Linked DNA regions of Mus musculus: regions 1, 2, 3, 4, 5 and 6 are each linked to region 7. Evidence: chromatin loops called from intact Hi-C (ENCODE). Cell type or tissue: heart. All regions are shown on one strand. Region 1 overlaps Grik4 (glutamate receptor, ionotropic, kainate 4). Region 2 overlaps Tecta (tectorin alpha). Region 3 overlaps Grik4 (glutamate receptor, ionotropic, kainate 4). Region 4 overlaps Grik4 (glutamate receptor, ionotropic, kainate 4). Region 5 has its middle 9.0 kb from the start of Gm26272. Region 6 overlaps Grik4 (glutamate receptor, ionotropic, kainate 4). Region 7 holds the start of Grik4 (glutamate receptor, ionotropic, kainate 4).

Evidence for each region. A loop is a pair of places that touch in the nucleus more often than their neighbours do. Peaks named below come from ENCODE experiments on the same cell type or tissue, not always from the same donor. Only the 100,000 strongest peaks of a DNase experiment are listed, where the experiment ranks them.
Region 1: it touches region 7 in a loop (13-fold over the local background); 29 of 42 quality-filtered maps call a loop at or near these places.
Region 2: it touches region 7 in a loop (10-fold over the local background); 15 of 42 quality-filtered maps call a loop at or near these places.
Region 3: a loop joins it to region 7, with 11 times the contacts of the local background. A loop is called at or near these places in 29 of 42 quality-filtered maps.
Region 4: a loop joins it to region 7, with 9 times the contacts of the local background. A loop is called at or near these places in 14 of 42 quality-filtered maps.
Region 5: a loop joins it to region 7, with 12 times the contacts of the local background. A loop is called at or near these places in 33 of 42 quality-filtered maps.
Region 6: a loop joins it to region 7, with 9 times the contacts of the local background. A loop is called at or near these places in 30 of 42 quality-filtered maps.

What each region holds. Positions count from the first base shown.
Region 1 is chr9:42,686,528-42,690,527 of GRCm38, forward strand. It overlaps Grik4 (glutamate receptor, ionotropic, kainate 4), which reads right to left. Exons shown (of 21, transcript NM_175481.5): 4 at 1,406-1,570. Among named protein-coding and RNA genes, the nearest start is that of Gm36590, 15 kb to the left of the region's middle. In heart, a CTCF peak has its summit at 1,820; no DNase peak of the experiment used is centred here.
Region 2 is chr9:42,387,029-42,391,028 of GRCm38, forward strand. It overlaps Tecta (tectorin alpha), which reads right to left. Exons shown (of 24, transcript NM_001324548.2): 5 at 1,139-1,276; 6 at 631-796. Gm47629 (a long non-coding RNA gene) reads left to right here. Exons shown (of 3, transcript XR_003948138.1): 2 at 179-1,285; 3 at 3,802-4,000. Among named protein-coding and RNA genes, the nearest start is that of Gm47629, 3.1 kb to the left of the region's middle. In heart, a CTCF peak has its summit at 1,625 (motif pointing right); no DNase peak of the experiment used is centred here; H3K27me3 peaks cover 1,120 bases.
Region 3 is chr9:42,786,896-42,790,895 of GRCm38, forward strand. The region is part of intron 3 of Grik4 (glutamate receptor, ionotropic, kainate 4); the gene reads right to left. Among named protein-coding and RNA genes, the nearest start is that of Gm36590, 120 kb to the left of the region's middle. In heart, a CTCF peak has its summit at 1,754; no DNase peak of the experiment used is centred here; H3K27me3 peaks cover 3,003 bases.
Region 4 is chr9:42,571,603-42,575,602 of GRCm38, forward strand. All of the region lies in intron 13 of Grik4 (glutamate receptor, ionotropic, kainate 4), which reads right to left. Among named protein-coding and RNA genes, the nearest start is that of Gm36590, 100 kb to the right of the region's middle. In heart, a CTCF peak has its summit at 1,722 (motif pointing right); no DNase peak of the experiment used is centred here; H3K27me3 peaks cover 1,638 bases.
Region 5 is chr9:42,324,713-42,328,712 of GRCm38, forward strand. No RefSeq gene overlaps it. Among named protein-coding and RNA genes, the nearest start is that of Gm26272, 9.0 kb to the left of the region's middle. In heart, a CTCF peak has its summit at 2,114 (motif pointing right); no DNase peak of the experiment used is centred here; H3K4me3 peaks cover 598 bases; H3K27me3 peaks cover 1,720 bases.
Region 6 is chr9:42,548,865-42,552,864 of GRCm38, forward strand. It overlaps Grik4 (glutamate receptor, ionotropic, kainate 4), which reads right to left. Exons shown (of 21, transcript NM_175481.5): 15 at 1,543-1,652. Among named protein-coding and RNA genes, the nearest start is that of Tbcel, 79 kb to the left of the region's middle. In heart, a CTCF peak has its summit at 1,503 (motif pointing right); a DNase peak (open chromatin) is centred at 1,497; H3K27me3 peaks cover 2,629 bases.
Region 7 is chr9:42,943,248-42,947,247 of GRCm38, forward strand. It overlaps Grik4 (glutamate receptor, ionotropic, kainate 4), which reads right to left and starts at 1,124. Exons shown (of 21, transcript NM_175481.5): 1 at 1,080-1,124. In heart, a CTCF peak has its summit at 1,664 (motif pointing left); DNase peaks (open chromatin) are centred at 724 and 1,664; H3K4me3 peaks cover 1,777 bases; H3K27ac peaks cover 1,235 bases; H3K27me3 peaks cover 3,249 bases.

The sequences.
Region 1 (4,000 bases), 260 kb before region 7:
AAATATCCTTCAAAGGCTCATGTGGTGAAGGCGTGTGGTCATCACATGGCAGTGGGAGGTGGGGCTAAGTGGAAGGGAGTGAGGTCACTGGGGCGTGTCCTTACAGGGATATTGGGAGCCTCCTTGTTCCCCCTCTTCCCATCTCCTCTTGCTTCCTGGGTACCACGCAGTGGGCAACTTTACTCTAACAAAAGCCTCTCCATGGTGCTCAGTCACGGACCTCAAAGACTGTGCAGCCAAGCAAGCCTTTTCTCCCTTTAAGCTGCTGTCTCTGGCACTTGGACAGAGAAGCAGAGAGGTGACTGATAGCTCTCTGCTTCCCTTCTGTAACAGAGCTGTTGTTCACTTCTGGCTTAGCTGCAAGGCAGAGGCTCAGTAGCTGAGGTTAAGTCACAAGGCAATACCAGCACCAGGCAGAGGACCGAAGGGAGATGCAGCAGATTGCGCAGACTAGCTCTGGGCTCAGGCTGATTATCCCACAACTTTGAGCATCACTGTTCTTCCTAAAATAGAGGAAGCAGCATGTAATTCTCATAGTATTGTTAGATGTAAAAGAGGCACCCATCACAAGGAACCCACCCTGTGTGCTATGAAAGTTGAGGGCCCTACTGTGTCTGTAAAACCCTACAATCCACAGGGAATTCTCCCATCTTTTAACTCATGTGAACCTCATAACAAATACGCAAGATTTGCAAAGTAGAACCTAGAACTCCCATTTTACTGATGAATAAACTGAGGTATAGATAGGCTGAATACCTCAGTTGGGGAAAATGGCCATACTCCATTCCAAGACACAGCATCTTCCTTCATTGCCTCCTTCAGCACAAGAGGATAAGGCAGAGCCAGGTGACTCCTTAGGCAGGAAAGTTGCTGTGATTCAAAGCTAGCCTGGGCTACTTACTTAGCTCTGGACCAGCCTGTGCTACAAAGTGAATGCCTATCTCAGTGGTGAACTACTAAAGACTTGAAGGGAAGGGAAAAGGGAAAGGAGAAGGAAGTTAGAGGGGGAGGAGGAAAGGAGGGCGGGATGGAGGGATGGAAGAAGGTACCAATGGGTAAGCTGCCTTTACTCTGGCTGCCATTCTTTCCCGATCATCCACAAATCTTTGTCCAAGTATTTGTATAAAAATGTCCAGTATGTGAATGAATGAATGAATGAATGAATGAATGAATGAATGAATGAATAGATGGATAAATCGATGGATGGATGTATTACTTGGTGAATTAATATTCTATCCAATTCATGGTCACAACAAATCCTAGGAGTTTCATCTGGACTGAGATTCTCATAGGCCTTCCTGGTATGTAACTCTCTCCCTCCCCTGAAGACATTGTATCGGAGGCCTGGCACTTAGCACACACCCACCACCAACTCTTCCTCTGCCAGCCTACCCATTCTACGTACTGGTTTCTGCAGTTTCGTACTCGCTGTCTCTGAGAAGCTCAAAGATGTCCACTTCGACCTTGGCCTTGCCCAGCCTCTCTGGTGCGCGGTTGATACGGTTCTTGGCCAGGGTGATGGAGAGCCGTTCCCCTCTGCTGCACTCCATGGGGTCATCCAAGATAGCAGCTGTGGGCAGGTAACCATATGGAGACAGTTGATATGCCACCCACCACCATTGCCCATCCATCCCTCTTCTCCACCCGCCCCACACTGCCACTTCCCTTTTCCAGTCAGCTTCCCAAATCCCTCTCCACTTCGACATCCACAGAACTCTCCAGAGTGAGTTTGCTGCATGCTTCAGCCTCTAGTCACAGACAGCAATGAATTCTATGGCATAAGCATCAGGGGAACAATGCAGTACCACAGCCGGCCACCAGGGGTCCTACCTGTCTGAGGTCCTTGGGCCCAGGTGCCAAAATACCCTCAAGAGACAGGGGCACAGAAAGGAACTTGCTCACTATCCTTTTGGAAATGGAACTCTAAGTCTACAAGAAGGTCCCTGAGGAAAGATAAGGCTGTGCATTTGTGAGGGACAGCTGTGGGACCAGGGAAGCAGTGACAGTACCGTGGAATGCTCACACTCCAGTCTCTGGTGCCCATGAGCCATGTGTCCCGGGTGAGCTATGAAACTTCTCTGAATATTTTTTCTTCACTGAGCACTGGAGTAGTAAAGGCGAGCTCAGCAGTTAGTGGAGGGATTCAGTTCAGGTAATGGCTGTTAGGGACCCATCATCCGGACTTAGCCAGTGTGGGTGACATGGAGAGGTACAGTCCCAGTAGCGGCCCAGCCTCAGGATGCAATGTGAAGGGAATCGTGGAGAATCGGGTGTAGCCGCTGCTCCACCCATATTAGCTATTGGGTCTGTTTCTTTACTTGAAAAATGAGGAGGAAAGCTCCTCGTGAGCCTACTGTGAGAAGTACATGAGATGGGACATACTCAATGCATCTAGTAGGCACTTGCATCTTGTAGGCACTACTAGGTCTTGCATCTAGTAGGTACTCAATAATGCTAGCCACAGAAATTCTTATTTCCTGGGGGATCTGAAAACTGACTTTTTTTAAATTTTACTTTACTTTATTTTATTTTATTTTATTTTATTTTATTTTATTGAGTGTATGGTGGAAGAGTGAAAATGGGTCAAAAGGGAGGAAAGGAAGGAGGGAGGGAGGGAGGGAGGTCGGTCTTTCCCATGCTGGGAAAGATCTGTGCCTTGGGAAGGAAGGCAGCCAAACGGGTTAGTGTGTAGTCAGTCATGGTGCTTTATCCAAAAGACTTTGGTTCTGGCCTCCCATTTTATTCCCAAAGGGCAGTCTGGGAACCCTCTTCCTCCATGATTGTTTCCCACTGTGGATGGAGAGTGTGTGTGTGCGTGGGTTATGAAAAACAGAAGGCAGGAGGAACTGGCCAACCTCCTTATCTTATAGACTGTTCGAATCTATCTTTGGAGAAAGTATTCCATGGCCACTGTGTGCTCCCTGAGATTCGTGTTTACTCCTTCAGGTTAGTCCAGCCTTGAGAAGACTTTGAAGGTACAGATAGAACCAGAGGCTGCTGAACACCTCTCCCAAAAGACTGAAAACTGACTTTTATGTAAACACTTGCAGCAGTTATTCACAAAGACTAACGGGGGAAATGCTGCAAATGTCCATCAACCGAGGGGCGAGGAAGACAATGCTTTCCTCTTGCGGTGGAACTATGACTGTTTAAGAGGAGGAAGGAAATATTTCCACACGTGGCAATGTGGATGGCCCTGAACAACATTATGCCAAGCAAAATAACCCAGACACAAAGAACAACATATCATCGGATGGGTGGGCCTATCAATCCAAAACTATCTAGACAAAGTGAATCCATAAAGACGCAGATCAGAGGAACAGTTGCCTGGAGTTATGAGACAACTGTGAGCGTAGTAAAAACCACTGAACTGTATGCTTTGGGTGGGTGAGTTACGCGGGAGATGAATTTTAACCTCAGTAGAGTAATTATAAAAAAGACAATCCAACATAGCGTACTGGCTAGTTTTGTGTCTACTTGACACAGCTGGAATTATCACAGAGAAAGGAGCTTCAGTTGAGGAAATGCCTCCATGAGATCCAACTGTAAGGCATTTTCTCAATTAGTGATCAAGGGGGAAAGGCCCCTTGTGGTTGGGACCATCTCTGGGCTGGTAGTCTTGGGGTCTATAAGAGAGCAGGCTGAGCAAGCCAGGGGAAGCAAGCCAGTAAAGAACATCCCTCCATGGCCTCTGCATCAGCTCCTGCTTCCTGACCTGCTTGAGTTCTAGTCCTGACTTCCTTGGTGATAAACAGCAATGTGGAAGTGTAAGCTGAATAAACCCTTTCCTCCCCAACTTCCTTCTTGATCATGATGTTTGTGCAGGAATAGAGACCCTGACTAAGATACATATCTTTCAGAGGTGAAGGAAACACCCCTGCCTCATGGACCTGAGTAGCAATGACCAGGTGAACGGGGTGGGGCGGGGGAGGGGGTGTTCCTAAGTTCTCATTGGCTTTCCATCACTGTGACTCTGAAGTCATCCCTGTACCTAAAAGGC
Region 2 (4,000 bases), 560 kb before region 7:
GGTTGAGAAAAGACGTCACACTACAGAGGCCAATGAACAGGAAACCCACAGAGGTGCCTCCCCACGGGCCTAAAGCGTCTCTGATTCCCCCAACCCCTGTATGTCTTTCTACCCCTGAGAGGGTTTTAGGTTTTAGAAACTCTCGAACTCAGCTACTTTTTCTTTCTCCTGATACCAGGAGCCTCTGATTTACCATCACAGGGACCTGGCGACACTCCAAGCTCACCCACTCCTGGGGATCTACGAAGTGCAGATGGTAGAACAAGAGTAAAGATGAGGAGAGACTCTTAAAGGGATAGCAACAACAACAACAAAATAAGGCGAGGCAGGGGAGCTCCCTTCTCTCCATCTGCCTGAGAAATCACTCAAGGCCCTGCTTCACTCTAGAGATATTCCAAACTGTTAGCCGCATGCACATCACAGGCAAGGACTCCGAAGCCTGCTGCATGGAGTCTTGTTCCCTGGGTGGGGAATGTGCAGGCTAAAATTACCTTGATGTCCATCACAGAGCTGAGAGATGTCATGAGGGTAAGGCACCAGGAATGAATCCTCCCCGTGGCTGGAAAGCTCACCTGTCAATATAAGGAAACCCAGCCCCATGCTGTCAGAGAAAAGGGGAAAGCTTTTTACCTCTAGAGGTGCAGCCATTGGCCGGGTCAATTTCCTTCCCGTCAACTTTAAATGCCCAGCGTCCTGGAACATTGACATTTGTGGTCTCTTGAATATTTACAATCTCAGGGGTCCTTGATCCCGGAAGACTGAAGAAATTCGTGAGGTTTCCACCATTAAATCCTGCCTGGAGCACACACACACACACAAAAGGGGTTTAAGCACTTACCATCCCTATTCCTTAGCTGACTCGATTACATTAAGAATTCATCACACTTGGAAACAATGTATCACTTTTTCCTGGATTCCATGAGTCACCATTCAAGGGGTGGAAAGCCTGCTTAGTTCACTCCATGCCCAGAGTAAGGTATCAAAGATAGATAAGGCTAGCCCCTCAGTATACCTACAAGATCAAAAGTGTGCTTCCAGAGCAAGGGTATTAACGGGACTCTGTCCAGGATGCCCAGCAAAGCAAGCAAGAGATATGGTGATATAAATCTGCAAGAGGATGATGCAGAGAACCTTGTACCTGTGCCATCACACCTCCAAGGCCTGTTAGAGGGTCGCCACCGCTGGCTGTCCCAGTCGTCCAGTTGATCTCATAGTAATTAAAGAGCGTGAATGTGTAGGAGCCGTCGGATACCAGCACAGCCTGGAAGGTGTTCACCTGCAGAAGGTACAGAATGCTCATGACTCACGCTCTCAGGAGGTCATCACACAGTGGTGGCTACCCTACCCTCACCCCCCGCCCCCCCCTCCCCCCCGCCACAACCACTCAGTGCCTCTAACCCTCCAACAGCTCTGAACTGCACCACAGCCCAGCCCTCCTCACACCCTGCCTCTGCTCAAAATGTGTTCCCACCTCCAGGGCAGAAAAGCAAGATGTGTAAAACTCTGCATCCAGCTGAGAGGTTGCCTGAGAGAAACCTGGGGTCTGACTCAGTGCTCCCCATCCCCATCTATCTTGGACCAAAACAGAAGATTCAGAGTCCCCTTTTGAGCATGCGATGCCTTGAGAACACCTATAGATGGCAGCATGAGAATAAACTATAGGAAATATCAAGCCAGGGACCTCCGTGCAAATACCTGCACCCAGAGCAGAGTAGGCAGGGCGGGGTGGGGAGGGACACAGTGAACCCAAAGTCCTCTGGAGCGGGCTTTCTCTGTTCCTGGAAGACATCACTATTCTGGATCAGATGTCTCACCCCACCCCCACCCCCCCTTTAAGATGAAAGTTGGGAAGTGATTTTTAAAGAAGTTCTTTCTGGAAAGAAATTGCTCTTCTAATTGAGCATTTATGCATTAATTTGTATCTGTAATATCCTCTCAGTACTGCAACTCAGACTGGGCAATGGTTTGGGTTCCTTCCATTTAGAGCCGAGCAGCTAAGGACTAAGTGAAATGAGTTGCTGGAAATTGTGCTATGGAACACAGGACTGCAGCCAGAGCACCCAGCCTACCTCTCAGAGCATGGTCACTCCAAGATGTCTTAGCCTTAAGCTTTTAAGAGGACGGGGATGTTATAGGAAGCCAAACCTTGCAGATGGTCCTCAGAAATAAGCTGCATCTGGCCTTAGCCCTTACTACGTCCCTTTCCTCATCCCCAGCCTTGGGCCTGTGCTTTCAGGAAATGCAAATCAAAATAGAATCAAAAGTAGCAGTTGCGCCCTTTCTCTCTTCAAGCCTCTTCCTGGCTGCCTGATAGCATCCCAGTTAACATTCTGTGCAAGAGCAGAGGAAGACCCAAATTCCTATCCTGTGTAATCAGACTGGGATGGAGGATCTTGGAAACCCATTCTAGACAGGTCCAGGGAAAAGCACTTTGCTAGTAAAGAAAAGCCCTTTTTGTAAAAGAGAGCCTTCTCCTCAGGCCCTGTGCCTGACACAGCCGATGGCGTTTATGATAAAGTTGGCTGGGTATATGACTTCGTTCTTTGGGCCCGTTGAACAAAAGAGGAAAGTAGGACAAAGAGATGAATGATCAATAAACTCAAGGTTTCTACAAGATCACTAGTGGGGACAGATTTAAAGGATAGGTGCAGAGCCAGGGCCATGCACGGTTTGAAGCTGGGCCTTTTTCATCCCCAAATTCCCCTGCAGAACGGAATTTCTATCAACATTTGTTGGAAATACCTTTGACTCAAGGAAATACCTTTGGGATCAACCCCCAAAATCACTCCATCCCTTCTTATCCCCACCCTGACATAAACACACACACACACACACACACATACATACACACAAACACAACACAGTCACACACACAAAACAGACACACAGACACATAGATACACACACCTCATCTGCTCTTACTTACGCACACAACCCTACCCACACGTATTTTTTCAATACTCATTTTAAGACTTCCCTAGATCTGGTTTTGCACAACCTTGTTTTTCAAGAATTCAGAGAGCTCCTTAGGACACTTCCTGGAGGAGGCAGCTGGAGACAGTTAGGAGCCACCCTGAAGCGTTCACTGTGATCCATTGCTCTGAGGCTTAGGAGGCCTGAATCTCTATTATGGTCACCTTGGAACATAGATGGCACTTGGGCGGGGGTTATTGGGGATTAAGAAATAGCTGAGTACAGGACTGACACATAGTTAAAAGTTCAGTAAAAACTGGCTCTCCTGAAACACATCCATTTCCTTTTCAGCTGGGAGTGTCTTGTCTAAAGATCTCTCTACCCCTTGTTTTAGTCTTGGGTGGTCCTGGGTGGAATAGGTAGGCCCATTTCAAAGGTAGGGATGGATGGATGGACACTCTGCTGTTCTATAGAATCCATCATCTTTTCCTTTCCCTCTAAAAGCTCAAAGCCCTTCAAGGTTTCATCGTCCGTCCTCACAGAAAGAGATCGCGCTTGCTTTAGAAACCCCATCCAAACTACAAAGCAGAAAGCACCTAAATTATCCTGGCAATTTTTACAGCCAGCAGAGGGTTTAATGGGGGAAATGGTGGTCAGCGTTTGATGGGCGTCCCTTTTCTCCCCTACCCCTTCACTGACACTAAAATTTATCGATCGCTGGCACCCTGCATCCCTACGCTGTAAGATATGAGGCTTAAAGGACATAAAACATCACCCGAGGAGTCTTTAGCGATCCATAACGTGACAGAGGGAGACACATGCTTCTTTAGAGGGGTTATTTCTAGCCCATGCATCTGGTGCTTAAACATGTGTCTTTCTGTTCTGCAGGACCTCTTAGCAATAAAGTGCTTCGAGCTGCTAGACAGACGATGCTAAAACCCATCCCCATTGTGTCCTCGCTATGAATTGCAAGACCAGCACTTTTTAACCTCTCTCTGCTACACAAGAATTTCTGTCCCACCCCCGAACAGTCAACTCATTGCCAGGAAAGCAGATGGAATTACAAATAACCCTAAGAAAGAAGAGG
Region 3 (4,000 bases), 160 kb before region 7:
TGTTTAGATTTGTGTATGTGTGTGTGTGTGTGTGTGTGTGTGTGTATGTGTGTATGTGTAACACACACAGGCATGCACATGCGTGCCTATGCACATGGAGACTGGGGAACAACGTCAGGTGTCGTCCATAAAAATGATTGTACTCCTTTTGAGATTGACTCTCTCATAGGCCTGGACTTCAGCCATTAGCCCAGCGGGGTTGAGCAGTGAGTCCCAGGGATCTTGTCTCTGCTTCCCAGCACAAAGATCACAAGTGTTTACCATCATGCCTGTTAAAATTTTTACATAGCCTCTGGAGATAAAATTTGGATTCTTGTGCTTTGGAGGGCAAACACTTTAGCAACTGAGCTATCGTCCCAGTCCAGACAAAATCCTAAAGAATGAGAGACTCGTTAAAGACGCATGGCAAAGTGGAAATGTCTGGAAACCAGGAGCAAAAGGGCATGGAGTGACCCCTTTGGAGCCTGAAGAAAGCATCTCATTCTCCCAAACCTTGATGTCTCCATTTCTCAAACAGAACAATGAGACACACGGTTTAGTTTTGCAGTGCAGATAAAACTAATAACACACATAAAGGCTTTTTACAAATTACTAATCATTACACAAATGTAAGGTATCATTACTGTAATAGCCTGGCAACAATTCAAAACACAGCACGTCTGATCCCCCGCCAGAAGGACGTTATGCCGATAGACAGGTGAGTCGAGCGTCCTTGATGAATCGTTATAGAGGGTTTCAAGCTTAGGAAGCTAAGAGAGGCAATGATAACAAAACAGTCAGTTCTGTGATTTAGGGATGGATGAGTCGCTTTATGTGCAATCCCTAGACAACAGAAAACCCCAAACTAGATGTTCCCAGAGATCGGCAGACTCTTGGATCACCTGCTTCCATTTCCCAGGTGGCGCATGCTCACGAAATACAAATTTCCACAAATGTGTGCCTGATAAGGAGATATCATGGGCAAGGTAACTCGGAAGCAGCAATATCGAGATGCCTTCCAAAGCTGACAGCAGGAACGCTGGGGCTGTTGAATTCTCCACGTCACCGCTTCCATCTATTAGCACACATTATGGAGAGCAACAGGCAAGCTCGTGCAAATAAAGACAGCAGTGATGATCCTCTCAGCTGAGGTGGCCTAGCCTGCAGCGGGAACATGGCTATTACAAGGTCATGAGCCCAGCCGGAACAAAGTTCTCAGTCTTGTAGGAAAGATGTTATAAATGCTCAAATAATGATACAAGTGATCTAAGACACACAGTTAAAGCGATGCAGGAAGTTGTACAAGAACTGAGTTCATCGGAGCCTTCCTGGCTTAGGTAGCGATAGCGTCTGCTCTGGAACGAGCAGAATCACAGATTCCATGCGAAGGGAAGAACATGAGCGAAGACATAGACCTAAAATGGCAAGTTGGGAGCCAAAAATGAGTTGGTTCTGATATTGGTAGCATGAAAATAGACTCTTTTGAAGATATTAACATGCATTTGCTCTTCCAGCGCTTCGCATAGACTATCCCCCATGGTCTCCAGATAGTCTTCATATGCAATGCAACTCAAGACAAAGGTAAAATGAGCGTCAGGAGTGAGCTAATATAGCCAAGGTCCTTCCACTGAAATGAACTCGGATCCTGCCCTCCACTGAGAATTATCAGAAAGATGAGGAAGGAGCAGAGGAAGAGAAAAAAGGAGAAGAGAGGAACCAGGTTCTCCTTGGTATGTATCCTTGATTCATTGTGACTGTGTTTCGGGCTCCTTCCCATAGTCCCCGACAGATGGCAGCAGATCTAAATGTCATCGTCCTGCGAAGTCCGAGCCAGCTCCATTCCACCTGATGCCATTCCCCCTTAATGGAACTCTATTCCTCTGCGATAAACCACTGCATCAGTAGAGATAAGCTTCCTCTGACCGCTCAGGTGCAGATGAGAGCCATCCTCCCTCTAAGGCCTTGTCCCTTACCCTGTCAGCACCATTCATTGAGTCCTTAGGTCTATTTTCTCTTATTATAATTATTAGATTTGTCTTCACGATCATTCAGCTTTTCATGTGCATTAGAAATGTCTCCTCGAGCTTTTGGAGATCAGCGATCAAATGTTATACTTTTCTAATTTTTTTTCTTAACCTTGAGTGGCAGAGAATTAGACATAGAGGTATTGAGTATGAATGAGCAAGAAACCCAATCCGCCATCGTGAAATCAAATGTATGCTGCGTTTGCTTGGCTTTGATTTCTTCCCCAGAGAGAAACAAAGGAGGCTTGCCAGAAAGTGCTAATGGACTGGAAAAGTTCTGTGTTAATTTACAAGACCAACGGTGTTCACATCTTATCCTTTGAGGATCTTCCAACCCTTCACAAGAGATAACTTCCTACCTTCACAGAGGAACACTCGAGAGCTAATGTCTGCTTTATCTAGAACATAGTGAGAATCCATTTCTTCAGAACGTTCCTAGTCTCTCATGGCTATCTGATCATAGTTAATCAATCCACCCCCTACCCCCAGACACAAAAGTCACAGCCTCTGCTTTTTTCCTTCTAATCAAGATGTCTTGTCTGGGCTGTGCAGTGGAACACACCTTTACTCCCAGCATTTGGGAGGCAGAGGCCAGTGGATCTCTAAGTTCGAGGCCAGCCTGGTCTACAAAGGACAGCCAGGACTGTTACACAAAGAAACCCTGTCTTGAAAAACAAAACAAAACAAAACAAGTCATCTTGTCTGGGTTGGCCCTGAAGTTCATTATGTATTCATTAGACTATGCCTGTTTTGAGTAATGGCCCTGGAACCCTTCATTATTTTCATTTTGAGCAGTCATCTAGGCTGCCTGGTACTTAGTCTTCCGCTGTATTTTCCACACATCTTCCCACTTAGAGACTGCCTAGCCCCGTGGTTCTGAATGCCATTTGTACACCAAGCAGCTCCCTTGTTCCTCTCTCTATTTGAGACGGCTTCTCTGTGATCTAATATCTTATGCCCATTTGACTCCCTGGTGTCTCCACTTGGATATCTTTTAAACAACTCAAATCTAATGTCTACAAATGGAATTCATCTCTCTCTCTGCCTTAACCCCAAGCTTGCTCCTCAGGTCCCTCTTTGGATCTCAATAAGCAATATCCATTGTCCATGGCTACCTAGCTGGCCATCCTTAAATTCTTCTTCATCCTTCATAACTGGTCAACTTAACCCCAACCAGATCTCACCTCTTCATCATCTCTCCCCTAAGCCAATATTACCCCTAGCATGGGCTAGTAAAAGGTACTATGGGGGTAAGGGTGGGCAAGATGGCTCAGTGGGTAAAGATATTTGCTGTGGGGCACGTGTAAAGGTGAAAGGAGAAAAGTGACTCTATCGTGAAATCTCTCCATATCGCACAAATACACAGGTGACGGTAACTAATCTAAAAAACGAAAGTCCATGCCTATCACTAACATCATATTTGAGCTTTAGTTCATTTGTTTATTCAGCAATCTAGGAAATGTCTACTCTGCATCAGTCAATGTTCACAAATGAGCACAGCGGGTTCGAGCACCAAAGCAGAACTGCTACGGAAAGGAATGCACGAGGCTGATAAAGAGGAAGGCTGTGAACAATGAGGAGCAGTGGACGTTGTCAGGGGACACCTCACAGGGAGCCTGACATGAAAGATGCTGCTAGAGAATTAGCAAGAACCCACCAGGCAGACACTTGGGACACGCCCTCCTGGGTGTGAAGACGGAGAGATGAAAGTGTGGCGTGTTTAGGGAGCTGGAAGCAGACAGAGGAGGAGGCAGGGACTAGAGTACAGAGTACTCTATACATCCCTGCTGGGGGTGTGGACCTTGGTTTTATCAGGAAAGAGACTACCTACTCTTTACTCTGTGTCCAGTATGAGAATCAAACCAGGCATGCACAACGCAAGGAATATGTTTATTTATAGCAGTGGTTCTCAACTTGTCGGTCGAAACCCCAAAGACTATCAGAAAACACAGAGATTTATATTATGATTTATAACAATAGTAAAACTACAGCCATGG
Region 4 (4,000 bases), 370 kb before region 7:
TGCTGAGCTGTCTCTGATCAGCTTCTGCTCCAGGAAGTCCTGTGCCCCTGCACCTCGGCTCCCTATGCCTCTTTGGGCCTAGCTTATGCCTGCTGCTCCCGTGGATTCTTTCTCTTTCTTGATGGCCCTTTACTTAACTCTGTAATTGCATCTCCACCTCTGTAAGGCTCTGGGAGAAAATGCTGCTCAGAACAGGATGGTGCTGAGCATCCCAAAAGCCCTCATCCCTGGGGAGATTGCCTCTGAAGAGCACAGAACATTTCAATCAAGGCCAGGTAAGGTTGGAGAAAGGGGCTGACATTCTCTATGACATCCAGAAGGGAAGGGACTCTGAGGCCATGCCTCTCTTCTGTGATCACAAGCCTGGGTCATCGAACTAAACTGGGTTCAAGCCCATCACTGCCAGGAGGACTGGTGGAGTTGATGACTAGATAATCACATGTGATTATGTAACTGGATTGAGAGAGGAATGGCATCTTGACTTTGGTCCAGTTGTTACTGAACAGGGAAGAGGGTGGACAGTGTGTACACATCATTTCATTATTAGACAGATGCCAGTACTCAGGGGACAGGCAGGATGGCCGATGTGGGTGGAGCTTTCTCTGCTCTCTTTGTTTGTTTGTTTGTTTTTGTTTTTGTTTTTGTTTTTCTGGGTTGGGACAGTAAGTGTTCAGAATCTCTCAACCTAATCCTGGCTGTCCTGGAACTTGCTTTTTAGACCAGACTGGCCTTGTGACTTTAGTAAACCCTCATGGCTTCCCCATGCCCACTTCTCACTTTACCATGAGATAACAATGGCTGACTCGGGATCCTTTAAGGCTACTTAAGATTGTACATCTTGTGAGTGAAGCACGGTGCTTAGCAATAACAATGGCCAACTAGGGATCCCTTAAGGCTAAGGGAAATTGCACACTCTGTACTGGAAGCACAGTGCTTAGCATATAGTATAACTTTAACAAATGGTCATTAATATTGTTTTTTCTTTTCTAGAAAAATTCACCTTTGCACCATGACAGTGAGGCTTTGTTGTTGCTGTTTTATTTTGTTTTGTTTTTAAATAGAAAAATCTCACTATGTATCACAAGGCTGCCCTTGAACTCACAATCCTCCTGCCTCAGCCTCCTAGGTGCTGGAATTACATGAGTGAACCTTCAAGTCTCTTGGTTTTATGCTTTTTCTTGAGACATTTCCTGTGAGCTGGGTGTGCTAGATGCATAGTTTTAACCTCAGCACTTGGGAAGCAGAGGCAGGTGGATTTCTTCATGTCCAAGGCCAGCCTGGTCTACAGAGTAAGTTCCAGGATTGCTAGGGTTATATTGAGAGACCATGTATACTCCCTCAAATCCCACAAAAGGGGCAGAAAAGGCAAGTTTCCTGAGACTCCCAGCCACATCGTCCATCCTGCCTGTGCAACCAGTGTCCACTCACTGGTCCCCTGAACACTGGTGTCTGTCTAATGAAATGATGTGTATTCTCTCCTCTCCCCTCTCCCCTGCTGAGTAACCCCTGGACCAAAGTCTAGACGCCATTCCTCTCTGAATCCAGTTACATAATCAACATGTGAATATCCAGCCATCAACACCACCCATCCTCAGGACCATTCGAAGTTTTCATCTTTTCAGGAGCCAGCCCTCCCATCTCTCTCTCAGTCACTGAAGGAGAGAAGGCAGAGTCTAGTGTGCCTCTCTCTGTTCATCAGGTCAAGTGACTTGAAACCCCACTAGAGGGCGCACACCCCACTCGCTAATCATGAACCCCTAATGTCCAGGATAGCATTAGCAGGGAACCCAGGTCCTTACTGGCCAGAGCAATTGTCAGCAGGGTGCTAATTACACTTCTGGAAGGGACAGAGTAGGCAGGTCTGGGCTAAGCCAGGAGCCAACCACAGGGCCTGCTCCGTGCTGAAGCTGCCCCTCCACCCCCACCCCCGGGCTCTCCGTGCCAAGTTCTCTGCTGCTCAGCCAGGTTAATTAGCAAAGCATCTCCACCCACTCCAGATGAGAATCTGCACACTTCTGTCTTTCAATCTTTTCATCTGCTGCATGCAGGCCTTTCTCCCGCCATCCCCATCTATGCAGATGCCCAGGGAACTGGAGTCTCAGAGCAGGGAGGCACGGACTCTGACGGAGCCAGGGACTCACGGCCGGCCACTGCTGGCTTTTGTGTGCCTGGGAAGTCATCACTTACACTCCATAATAGCACAGCGTCCTGTTTGCATCATCAGGATGGATGCCCACGCCACCCACCAGGGGTGGTCAGGGAAAATGCCTAGCAGTCACATGGCATCCGCAAACGTTGCGTGTCCCTGCCCAGTGGCTTAGACAGGGAGCCCATCTCTTGGCTGTTCCTGAAGGATAAGGGAATACAATTGTGTCTAGTTTTGGTCACCTGTATAGGCGCGCTAGCACACACACACACACACACACACACACACACAATTTATGCTCAGTTCAGTCATCTGTACAGGTTTTCTCACCTCTCCCAACCTCCTCCCTAAGCCTGCTCCCCGGAAAGCTTCCATTCAGAGAGAGCCCCAGCCACTCTTCACACGCCTGCTCACTGTGCCCAGCCTGTCACAGTGGTGCTGGGGGAGGCAGATGCCAGAGACCCATTAGCATTCATTGGGGGAGTGGCAATGTCATCTCTAGGTCCAAGTCATCCCTGGTGCTATTTCTTGAGGTGACAGTCTATTCTCAGGGTTGGATGGATTCCCTTAGAGTTAAATTAAAATCCCTATGAAATATTTACTTGGCTGGGCACAGGGCTCGGTGACTGGCCTGCGAGGACAGATCGGAAGAATGATTGCGGGCTGTGGGGAGAAGGGGCTAGCTCGTCGCTTGAGGGTGAAGCCATAGGGCACAGGGTCTGAGCTGGGTGGGGGGGACTGAGAAGACAGTGTTAACTTTTGATGTCCCCTGACAGGTGTCTGTTCACTGTGCTCCTTCCTGCTGTTTGTGCTCAGATAGACATGTGCCTGAACCAAAGCTCTGCCAGCATACAGTCCAATGCTCTGCCTCAAACTAGACCTATTTCCTCTGAACACCCTGTCCCTCTCTGTCTCTGTGTCCCTCTGCCTCCTCTCTCTCTCTCTCTCTCTCTCTCTCTCTCTCTCTCTCTCTCTCTCTCTCTCTCTGTTGTACATGTGTGTATGTGCATTTCCATGTGTGAGTGCAGGCTCATGAGTGGCATGGCAAGTGTGTGGAGGTCAGAGGAAAACTCCGGGCGCCAGTCCTTGCCTTCCAAATCGCAAGACAGGGTCTCTGTGCAGGTTAGGTTTTTTTTTTTGCCAAGTTGATATAACCCTAGTCGAACCCGGATAAAGGGGATATCAGTTGAGGAATTGCCTGCATCAGATTGGCCTATGGCATGTCTGTGAGGGCATTTTCTTGATCGTTAATGATGTAGGAGGGCCCAGCCCATCCTTGTGGGTGGTGTCATTCCTCAGCAAGTCTGGGCTGTTTATCAAAGTTAGCTGAACACAAGCCATGAAGTGAGCCAGTAAGCATTCCTTCATGGTCTCTGCTTCAGTTCCTGCCTCTAGGTTTCTGCTTTGAGTTCCCGCTCAAACTTCCCTCCATGCTAGGTTGTAACCTGGAAGTGGTAAGTGGAAATAAACACTTGTCTCCTCACATTCCTTTTTTGGTCATGGTGTTTATCACAGCAACAGAAAGTTGACTAGTATGGTCTCTTCACTGTTCACTGCTTGTGTGTCAGGCTAACCAGGCTTCAAGCTTCCAGAATTTTCCTGTCTCTGCCACCCATCTCACCATAGGAATACTGGCACCACAGATATACCCTACCATGGCAGCTTTATGTGAGTTCGAAGGGTTCGAACTCGGGTACTCCTGCTTGCATGGCAAGCACTTTACCATGCAGAGGCATCTCTCTAGCCTTCACTGGATGCCCATGTGATGGGCCACTCCCAGCCCTCTTGGACTCATTATCCTGCTTCATCTTCATTACATGAGGGCCATGATCTAAAAGTATCTTGCTAGTGGAT
Region 5 (4,000 bases), 620 kb before region 7:
GATTTGTGTCTGTGTTACTCACAGTCCTTCCCCCCACCCCCCATTTTGTGCTGTGAATAGTCTTATATGACACCCAGGCGCCTCCACGTTTAACGCTGAATCATTTTCCCCTTGTCAAGTCGGTTTGCCAAATTGCTTTTCGATCATGACTCTTCCTCCACGTGGTGGACTCCCCGCTCCGCAGGAATGCGGGTATACCTTCCTCCACGTGGTGGACTCCCCGCTCCGCACGAATGCGAATGCGGGTATACCTTCCTCCATGTCGCGGACTCCCCGCTCCGCATGGATATGGCTATACCTTCCTAACAGTATGTTGCACGTCACACTGCGAAGATGCACGGTAAACGAGAGCGAATGAACACTAGTGACCACCACGGGTCCACATAATAAGACATAAAGCACACAGAGGACCACTGTGAATCCTGAGTTATAAATGTTTATGGAAGGTATGGTTTGAATGTGAAATGTCCACCCTCCATTGCTTAACCCCCTGGTCCCCAGCCGGTGGCGCTGTTTGGAGAGGCTGTGGAACCTTGGGGACTGTAGCCTAGCTACTGGCAGTTGGTTGTCCTCATTGGGCTAGGAAAGGGATGTCTGTTCCAGGTTCCAGAGAGAGTGTTCTACTTTCTAGCTAGCCATGAGGTACATGAACTATAAAACAAGATCTAGAGGTCATAGAGCGAGCTACCTCATGCCTTCCTTGCTGTGAGGCACTGTAGCACTTAAAACTCTGAGCCAAAATACATCCTTTCTTCCTTAAGTTACTGTGTCAAGTAATCTGTCGTGACAATAAGATAAAGAGCCAATATAGTAACAAGAGGATACCACTGGGAACTATGTCTTTTCTGCCTTGGGCTAAGACATAACCTAGAAGCAAAATTCTACATGACTATAAGGGTTTTGTTTGTTTGTTTTGTTTTGTTTTTAAGAAACTTTAGTAATTTGTGTAGACTCAAGTATTTGCAAGCCCCGAGGCAATTAAATATGTTACTTTCTTCAATAAAATGTTTGTATCCCAATTAAAATAGAACAACATAGTTGGAATTTTTTTGTACACTGAATTATTGCATAAAGAAATTTAAGAGTTAGGAAGAAGCCAAGAACTCTGGATTCCTGCTTATTAAAATATTGCTCCCATTTAAACACTTCTCATTAGGAATTGATCATTATTGAATAAATATACATGAAAATCCCCCATACATATATACAAGACGGTTTGTGCTTTTCCTTAGCACTTGATGCTGTTTATCCTTTAAGTTCAATTTAACACTTCTGTAATGTCTCCTCCAACGTGCAACATGATTCAAAGCCAAACAATATTAAATACAGTGAGAAAGCATTGGTTATGGAGGATGCTACATTTGCATAATGTATTGCAATTTCATCTAATGGGAGGATATCTTAGTTCTCCAAATATTTCACAATGGATATTTTATGTTAACAAAACAACAGCTAACCTAGAGGCGATGTGCAAACAGCAGCACGCAACCAAATGTACAGTGAATATAATCTCTCCATTTGTTTTCTCAGTATACAGAATTTGATTGTCGAGTTCTTCCTGGAATGATGGCCCTTTTGTGTTTTTATTTCTATCTATAGACATTGAGATCTGTCCCTCTGCCATGGCAGTGTTTTCTTAGGAGGGAGCCATATTTCAGTGAGCATAATTAAACCATCACCAACAGAACCTTCCATTAGTCAGAGCAGAGAGCTACTGCTCTTGCTTGGTGGATACACATCAGAGGAGTTTGCATTCTGCGTCGGGGGAAAGGCCAGTAAATATTTCATGAGCTCGTCTCGATTGGATTGTTTATTTCACAACATTTAAAAGAGATACTTAATTTTTCTCAGTAGCTATTTTTTGTCATCGAGTTAGAGAAATAGATATTAAGGACAAAATTTGCATGGGACGCCCAAAGCTGGTATTTTCTCGGAGCGAGGCTTACTGTGCGCATAAAAATAAATCTTACGGTGTTCTTTAGAAGATGCCCTTGGCATCTCCTGTGTTTTCTAAAGCTATATTCTGGTAATGTTCTGTAGCTAAGGTGTGGGGAGGCGGGGATTGTAATTTGATTGCTGTGGTTTCATATAATTCAGGTTTCACGCTATATTAAAAATGGACACTAGAGGGTGCTCTTTGATTTTCTTTTTCTCTGGCCTGGCAGCCGATGTCGGTACACCCAAGCCCTGAAAATTTCCCCAGTGTTCTAAGCAGGACAAAATCGCAGTGATGCATGCGGTGCGGAGACACCCTGAGGTTTGGAAGAGAGTCAGAGGGGTTCTAACAGGGGTAGCTTCTTAATTAATTCAGAATTAGTAAGAAGCAATGCTTTGTATCCCAGCCCTGGTGGCTGTTATCTTTTGATAATTACTTAATTCCTTTGGTTGCAAGGAATTTTATTAGATTTCAAGCTCTTGTTAAATGTCAAACGATTCTAAAAATAGTTGGAATATTAGACTATGTTAAATAATTGGTGCTCTTAAGCTCTGCCGTGAGGATTTTGAGTAAAGCACACACCTAGCACTGGTTAAGAAACCAATTATAGAATTCCCAACTGTCACAAATAGCAGCTCCCTGCTCCCCGATGTCTCCCTGGGTACTGAATACCATCAAGGCTGCTTTGTTTTCTCCTTTCTGCCCTTTGCTGACCAGACTCTTTCCCTCTTCCCTGTTTGAGTACAAACAATTATCTTTTCTGTTTGCTGGTTTGCGGTAGGGTCTCACACAGCCTGGAATGGCTTTGAACACCTTAGGTTACAGAACCCAGCTTTGAACTCCTGACTCCCCTGCCTCCACTTCCCAGGGATTAGGACACTAGGGATGTACCTCCATTTCCGGCGTCAGAGGTATCTTAAACTCTCGCGTGGCTATGTTTAACAAGTGTCATTTTCGAACATAAGAAAGAATCTTTGAGGGTCAGCAGGATGGCTCAGTTGGTAAAGGCTGTCAAGCCAATTACTGAATTTGATTCCTGGAACTCCAAAGGTTGAAGAAGAGACTCCATGGGCACAGGTTGTCCTCTGATCCACATGGACAGGTGAGGACACGTGGGCAAGTAAATGAATATAAGACAGAAACCTAAAGAATCTTTCTAGAAAAGTGTATGTTCCCATTTTACAGGGAAGAAAACAAAGGGGGCAGTATTGAGGGCGTTCAAGAGTCACACTTGGGGCAGAGGATTGGAAGAGTCAGGGCTGGATCCTGGTTTTTCTGTCTTTAGAGAAACAGGCTAAAGGGCCTGCCTGTGCTGTCATTTGTGAGGGAGTATTTCTCAACTCAGAGAGACATGCTTGCCTTGAAGACAGCTTGAAAGCCATTGCTGCTGGTTTCCAGTCTCCCTTACAGGCTCAGGGCAGGTTTCCAACTTATGGGGCCTCTGAAAGTTAGTTGATGGCCATGAGACTTGTGCTAGCCAATGGAATGGGAACGGCAACAAGGAGACTTCCAGGCAGAGAAGTGACAGAGGCAGAGCTGTGGGAGGGGCCCGAGCTGCTTGTACTCATTCCTTAAAGCCGCGCACTCAACTGGCGGCATTAAAAAATAGTGACGACACCATCAATCTCCTTTCCAGGAGACCAGCGAACGGCAGAGTCCACAGACATGAACAAGAAGCAAGTCTGTGCGGCTTAAGCCTTCGAGACCTCGGGGTCTCAAACTGTGTCTCCATAGTGTGGCTTACTGCAATGGCATACAAGTGAAGGACGTCAGACACATGAGAAAGCCAAATGCCAGTGGCAAAAACGTGGCCAAAGGACCAATTCATTTTATGTTCTGTATGTATGATGACACGCATGTATCTATGTGTGGTCACATACATATGATCACATATGTGTGTGCACCTTTGTGTGCAGGCACTGGAGGCCCGGAGTTGATGTCACGTGTCCTTGTATCACTCTCCTAATGACATTGTTATGAGAATGAATAAAGATAGATTGCTAAGTAATATTTACTGGGTGTTTTTGTTCAAGCTTTATCTAAGAAACTCAATGAGGCATTACT
Region 6 (4,000 bases), 390 kb before region 7:
TCTAATGCCAGATTTGGGACAGTATATGGGCGTGGCAGCCACAAAGGAGGGTGCAGAGCCCATCAGGGTAGCTTTAGGTGAGTCCCTTTTGAGTGTTTATACAGCAACAAAGCACTAAGACCCTTTGCAGAGCCTTAGAGGTGACTTGAAAGCTGTGCAGACTCCACTAGAGCCAACTGTCCACACATATAGCCTTAGCCACAGGGGGCCAAAGAGAATCTCAAAGCAGCAGAGCCTGGATCTCACAGACAGCTTCCTAAACACAGCAGCAGACAGCGCTGCGAAGTGGAGAATGGAAGTGTCAGACAGCACGCAAGCTCCCGCACCTCGCCAGCTGTCACTGACAACAGATAGTTGACAGTGGCAGTGCCTATGGGGCCAAGAGAGGTGGGTGGTGTACAAGAGCAAACCCCGGTGCCTTTGAAGACTACTAGGCCGTTTGATTTAGCCTTTGATCACCACAAGAAGAGGCACACTGGGGTCATGTAAGACTCAATACATTCCTGTTGCCTTTCTTGAGTGGAAAGAGCATGGGCACCCAATCCATAGACAGAACACAACCCCAGGAAGACCCCCCCTCTGAGAGATAGAGCAGGATCCAAAGGATCATCTGGCCCCGATGCTGTGGCCTAGAGACAAGAAGTCACTTGCCACAGAGCCTCTGTTGGATTTCTAGCTCATTCTAAGCTATTCTCCATTCCCACTCAACAGTCCCCTGTGATAAACTGAGCAGGTGGCGGGGACTTAAACAGGTGGAAGGTGGCTTGTCCTGAAATTCAGGCTACCTTAGCTCAGGGGCAAACAATCCCTTACAGCTTAGAGATACCCTGGAGTGTTTCAATATGACCAGGAACAGTTCCTGCCTTCTGCGGACAAGGGAAGGTTAATTTTCCCTGGCCCCTAACCTTTACCATTTCTCCCAACTCAGTACTGGGCACAAATGTACCCTCTTGTTGCCTGCTACCCTCTGTGGGTTTTGTTTGCCAAGACAGCTGTGTTTTCAGAGGCAGAGCCAACCTCTGCAGAGGAAGCATTTTCCCCGGCCTGTGTCACTGTGGCCTCTGTCCCCCTTGTCCCCGCCCCCCCCCCCCCAACTCTATTTGGATTTGCAAGCTCCATTTCTCATCATTCAGGACTTTAGGGCAGATCATAGCAAGGAGGGATGCCAGGGTACCCAAATGCACCATGCTTAATTAGAGCAGTCTTCCTGTCGCCCCCTCCCTCTCTCCTCTTTCCCAAAGTTCCTATCCAAGTTGGGGCGGGTGGCAAGGATGCAGGAGGCCAGAATACAAAAGCAAACGCAGACAAGCAAACCTGTCCGCACTGTGCATGGTAGGGAACACAAGCACAGGCAGATGGACGGCTAGTGTGAGGTTGACAGCTGGGCAGAGAGCATTTCAGGCCCCCAGTCCCTCTGCCATCTCTATTTGGCACCCGAGGTCTTCTAAACCATCCTCTCCTCCCACCACCCCCCGCCCCGTGCAGTTCCCAGAGTGGACACGAGGTGGCGGTGTGAGGACAGGGAAGGAAAGGGAAGAGTACCGAGCCACCAGGAAGAGGACACAGCTGACCGCCAGATAAGCTAGAAGCATGAAGAGCCAGACTCCTGGAGAAAAGGGATCCAGGAAGGAGAAATAGCCCGGTCTGCGTCCCTGAAAATGAAGATGAAAATAAGATTCACTATACATAGTCAAAATGGCTTTGGGCAGGGCAGGGCATGAGCACTGGCTTGGACCTAGCATTCTGGGGAGACTCTGGGTGATTCTAACAATGCCAGAGATGATAGTGTAGCCCAACACCTTGTAAACCCCGATCTAGTGATGAATCAAAGAGCAGTGTGGGTCTGTCTCTTCCAGGAATAACGAGGCTTTGTGCTGAGTAAGTCTGCCAGCCCTTTGACACCTGCGACTACTGCCTTGGGGCTCAGGAGGACCTGTGAGGTGAAGTTGCTGTACAGGGGTCTGACCTCAGCACCTCTCTTTAATGTCTGCATCTTTCTCCTGAGAGTGTTAATATGGCTTGTTCCCTTGGCTTTTTGCTTTGCCAAGTGTCCTCAGACAATGGAAACAAAGTCCTGAGGGCCCCTCAGACGATTTTGTCCATTTTCCTAGTGAAGAAACCAAAGCCCAAGAGATGCACCCAAAGTCATGCCATGGCAAATGGATGACTTAGAGACACATCTTCTAACTCGAAGTCACCATCCGGTCCCCTCATAGCTTGATGTGCTTGCAACTCTTGAAGTTGGAGCCAGGAAAGGAAAATCAGCTCCAAGTTCCCACCACGTCTCACAAGAAAGAATGTGAAAGACGGTGTCAAGGCGTCTGGTGCCTGATCCTGTCTGGTCTCAGCTAAAGCTGGGCTAGATCAGACCCACTCTCTGAAAGCTGCAGGCTTGCTCCATTACCCTACAGTGTTTCGTCTTTCATTGAAGAGAGCTCACATACACATCTGTGTTCCTTTCTTCGTAAAGGAAACAAACACCCTACGTCAGAATGAACACCTAGACTCAATCTGTGGGTCACAACCTCTTTGGGGCACCAAATAACCCTTTCATAGATGTTGCCTGAGACTATCAGAAAACATAGGTATTTACATTATAATTCATAAAAGTAGCAAAATTACAGTTATGAAGCAGCAACAAAAATAATTTCATGGTCAGGGGGTCACCATAGCATGAGGAACTGTATTAGAGAGTTGCAACACTAGGAAGGTTGAGAACCACTGCCCTAGACGGTCTGACGGCACAGGAGCTGAGCAGAGGTTGCCGCTACAGGTGGGGTGTGCTCTCTCCAGCCACGTTCCGCTGTCAGCTTTATTTCTTCTGTTTACTACAAAACCACCAGGCTAGATGCTGTCTAAGGGCCATTCGAAACGGAAATGCTGTAATTTTTATGATCTCAGGAATCCAGGAAGTCTGTGGATGTAACTAGAAGTCAATATCACCTTAAGCCAATCTATGAGTAGGTCTGCTTTCACACTTAAAGTTATATCAGTCATAATAGCACCTACTACCTGTATGCAGTGCCTGCCTCGATAGCTTTCTGTGTGAGTGACCCCATGGTACCTGCATAGCCTTATTCCTCAGTGACTTCAGCTTTTATGGGTGGCTTCTCATTTCCTCTCAGAGAACCAGGAGGAGCATCCTCAATGCCCTAGGGAAGAATTTTACTTTCCCCTGGCACAAAAGGGACACAGAGTTGCTTTACCACTTGCCCTGCTTATAGGCAGTCATTCTTGAGACCTGCCGTCTTTCATCAATGTTACCAGAACCTCTTAGGAAGCCTTTATGAAAATAATTTTCTTTCCATGTATAGCACAGGCCAGGGAGAATCCAAGGGCATTTTCTCCCAGTACATGAATGGTTGTTGATGTTCAGAGGACGCTTGATCAGGCTGGTTGGGAAAATGAGTCTGAAGAAGAGGCAAAGGACGGCAAAAGAGGGAAAGGAACAGGAGGAGGAGGAGCAAGAAAAGGAGAAGCAGCATTAGCAGAAAGAGGAGGGGGGAGGAGGAGGAGAAGCAGAAGCAGCAGCAGCAACAGGAGAAGGGGGGCAGGTTAGAGACCAGATCATGAGTGTGTTTGCTCCCATCATTACATCAATCTTGTAACAAGAAACAAGGGGTTCAGGGGCAACAGAAGCTGGGTCCACGGTTGTTCATTGCAATGTCTACCACAGGCTGACTGTCTTACTCATCGCCCTAGCATCCCGTGGCAGACACAGAAAGATGCAGAGTGTGAAGAACCCACACAGGTGATGAAGGACTCAAAGAAGACCACCTTTGCTACTTTTGTACTGCAGTAGAAATCACTAGCTTGGTCCACTCTCGGGGCTACGCTTGGTTGCAGACTGCCTCTCGATAAATGTACATGAATTCTATGTGACCTGTTAAAACTGTTTTATTCTGTGCCTTTCAAGTGTGAGACAGCCAGGAAGGGGGAAAAAAAATCTTTCATTGCTGCTTTCTGAATCTGAACTCCATTAGATGTTCCATGTCAGAAA
Region 7 (4,000 bases):
GAGGAAGATGGCAGCATCAAGTACAGATGCCAAGAACCACACAGCCCAAGGTCCAAGAGGGGACCAGCTCAGCCTGCATAGCCTGGCTACAGCCAGGCAACCTGGCCCGCGTGCCTTGTCTATCCCTTTGGTCGCGCCTCCCCCAACCCCAAAGCCCTGGGCCAACTCTCCCCAGGCTCCACCTCCTCCCTCACTTTCCTCAGCTCCAGGGAGCCCAGGGAGGGAGGCACAGGTGCTCTTGGCGCCTTGGACAAACCCCCTGTCCCAGCCGTCACCAGGGCGCCTTCCACCCCAAGCTGGGTCGGAACCACTCCGGCTCTGCCCGGTCCTCACTAAAGAACATCTCCTTAGCTCCCCTCCCCCTCCACTGATCCCCTTCCCCCTCCAGCGCCCAATGCAGGTCTCCAGAGTTTTTCCCTTACTTCCCACTCGGGTGAACTAGGGTGGGATGGCTAAGAGGCCCATTAGTCGCAAGAAGGAGGGTCATTTCTGATAGGACGCTGGCTTGGCCCAAAGCAAGACGGCGTGCAGGGTTGGGGGTGTGGTGGTGGCCGGAGTCCAGGGCCCGAGCAGGGGTGGTCAAGACAGATGGCAAAGAGGGAAGGGAGAAGGGGGCTCAGAAGCCGGGCTGGTCTGATGGAAGACTGTGGCGGGCAAGAGCGGCCCGTAGGAGAAGCCGAGGGTGACGAGGCGGGGTAGAATCGCCAGTGTCGGGAAGGGGCCGTCATCCCTGCAGGGGGCAGAGGCTGGGCTGGGAGTTGGACTGGGAAGAGGGAGGATCACAGAAGGAGGATCGGAGCGGAGGAGAGGAGGCGCAGGGGGAAGCAGGCAGGGATGGAGACTAGGGGAAGTACGGGGCAAGGTGGCGGGGGCTCAGCGGAGAATCCGGGGTCGCAGGCATCAGAGTGCAGGGGACTGGGCAGCTGGAGGCGGGAGCGGGGCCAGGCAGGGTGCGGGCCGCGGCCCGGAGGGAGCTAGCGGCGGAGACGTCAGAAGTCGGGGTGCGGCGCAGCCCCGGGGGGCGCGGGGAGACAGCGTAGGGCGCCGGTCGGGGGCGGCGCGGGGGCTGCTGCCCTTACCTGGGCGGCTCCGCACTCCGGGCGCCAAGCTGGGGACCCGACGTTGCTCGGCCGGCGGCCCGGCTGTTGTTTTCCCTTTTTTTTTTTTTTTTCTTTTTTTTTTTTTCTTCCGCAGCGGCGGCGGCGGCGGCTCCAGCTCGATCCGCCAGCAGCCGAAGGCAGAGTCTGTGTCCGGCTGCGAGCGAGCCGGGAGCGGGCAGCGCGGGAGGCGCGCGGAAAGGCGCTGAGGCGCCGCCCGGCGGGCAGTGAGGGAACTGCGGCGGTCCCGCACGCGGCCGGCCGGGGAGGGGGCGTCCCTTCCGGGCCGCGGCCGCCGGAGTCTCCGCTCGCCGGCGGGGTCTTTAGCTGGGGACCCGGACCTAGGTAGCCGAGCGGCGAGGCGGGGAGGCCGGAACAGACAGAGCCAAACTTGCAGCTTCCCTGATCCGGACGATCGGGAGACGGCGGGCCGGGGATGGGGGGGCTCCGGGTGGGCGCTGCAGAGGACTGACCCCCAAGTGAGGAGCTGGGGTACACTTCACCATCCAGCGCCAAGGGGCAGCCCGCCCTGGTCCGCAGGAGTTATTAGCTTGGCCTGCTTCGGTGGGCGAAGGGCGACTCCTGGTGGCGTTTTAGGGGCCAGACCTAGGGGACGAGGCGTAGAGACTGCGGCCTCCTCGGTGGTGGCGCGGAGCTGGGTGAAGCTTTGCTTTAGCAAGGCCAGATAGACCACAATGTTTCAGGAGGCCGAAGAACCACAGCTCACGTTTGGAAGTCTACTGGTTTGTGCACACAGACCTCCTGGGAGAAGTTGTCACTTTATGCTACACATAAGGAAACCTCGGCCTAGGAAAGGTGAAAGACCTAGCCTTCACCAGGAGCTGGGGGCTGGACCAAGAGAGAACCAAGCTACTTGGTTTGAGGGATCATTTGGCCACATCATAGCAGCCTTGGGGTGGGTGGGTGGGGGGCTAGAAAAGGAGAGGGCAGAGGAGCAGGAGGCCTCAGGGGGTCAAGTGACTTCCTCAAACCGATTAGTTCCTCATTTCAAACCCAGAGTCTTAGCCGTAGACAAACCCGGAAAGCATCTAAGCCAGCCTCCCAATCGTCTCCCACTCTTCCTTCACACCTAACCACCTGCTTACCCTAAAGTCTCCACGAAGGGGCTGTTCTAGGCATTCTTGGTTGGTTCTAGGGCCTGGGAGGACAATATACACGGACTACAGGATATTTGTTGACACTCCCTATATCATGCCGGGAGGGCAGCAGAGCTGAGTTACCTGCTTGGGGGGCTGGGGGGGGTGGCGATTGTGGTTGTAAGAGCCTGTTCTCTCTCCCACCTCCTCTCCCAGACTGGACTTTATGAGTGCTCTGTTGGCACAGGACCGGCCACTCTGGATAGCTCCAGTCCCTTCGGTCTTTCCTCAATCAACTGTCAGACGGATGTCAGGAACACAAGCTACCTGACTTTCTACTGACCTAATAAAACCAATCCATGAGGTTAAGTTGAATCCAACCTGCCTCAGCACAGGTCAAAGGTTTCCATATTGGATAGGATTCCATTTCTTCAGTCCAGTTTTTTTTTTTTTTAACATTTATCCTGTGTCAAGACTACACCATTTATTCAAGTGCCATTCCCAAAGGCTTTCACATCAACTTGGCAAGGTGGACCTTACCCTGCCTTCTGAATGAGTTGAAGGTGATCTGTGGGACACTCCTATCCTATCCTGAGGTGACTGCAGCGCCTTTCCCTGCCTTGGAATGCTAGAACCTGTTAGCGTGAGTGAGAGGACGGTATCGGTAGTGTATGCAGAACCTGCTCTGGGCTGACAGCAGTGAGGGGCATCCCTGTGAGCAGGATAAGTTATTTCACAGTCCCTGGTGACTTCAGAGTGACATGCATGGTTCTTAGTCTACTGGAAGAATTCAACAACAGCACGCCCATAGAGGTTTAAGAGTTAGGACAGGAAGATAATTCAATATGAAAAACGTTTCTTCGTATTCGTTGGCCTTGGAAGCTCATTCTATGAGCCAAGGGAGGTGTGAGGGGTTGGTTTTAAGACTAGTAACCTGTAACCTGCTGGTAACCTGCGGCCTTGTGAAAACTCCCGTCTCTTCACTTCCTGTGAGGGTAGATTGTCTTCTTTAAGTCTCTGCCCATGGAAGCAAAGAGACCTTGCAAACCAGTGCCGGAAAAGCCCACCTTCATCCTTACTTAGCGATGCCCTAGCCACTGCCCTTTCTCCCCATCCCCATCCACATAGCTGTGGACATGAGATATCCAATGCTTGGACTCTCTCTCTATTCCTCCGTAGCCAGTACCACTTGTCCAAATTCAACCCCATACCAGGTAACTTCTAGAAGCAGGAAGCTCAGTCCAGATCGCCTCTGGAGAGTAGGGAGAGATCAGACAACAAGAGCTGCCTCACATCTTGAATGGTAAAAGCAGAGGAGATGGAAAACGAAGCCCTCTTGCCTGAAGCATCACTCACTGCCAGCTCCCATGCTGGGCTAGACAGACAGAACTCTGTGTACCTGGCCATCCTGATTAGCTGGTGGATCCAAGTTCTTCGGTTGTTGGTGCCTGTATAAGCTTGTTCTCCAGTGTTTATTTTTAGCTCTTCTCTCTTTGTATTGGCCTCAGGTACAGCACAAAGAGAAGTGCTTGCTCTGAGTTACACCTAATGTATCTATCCCAGAAGCACCCGTGAAAGCTCAATACAAGGTGATGATGACCTGCCTGCAAAAATTGGGACCAACTGAGACCCCCAGCGACCAAATAGCTTGTCCACACATGACCTGCTATCCTCTCTTGGGGACTGTTCCAATCATTTCCAACTGGCTCCAGGTTTGAAGGGCTAGCTCCCTTAAGTCTTTCCTCAATCAACTGTCAGATGGATGTCGGAAACACAAGCTACCTGGCTTTCTACTGACCTAATGGA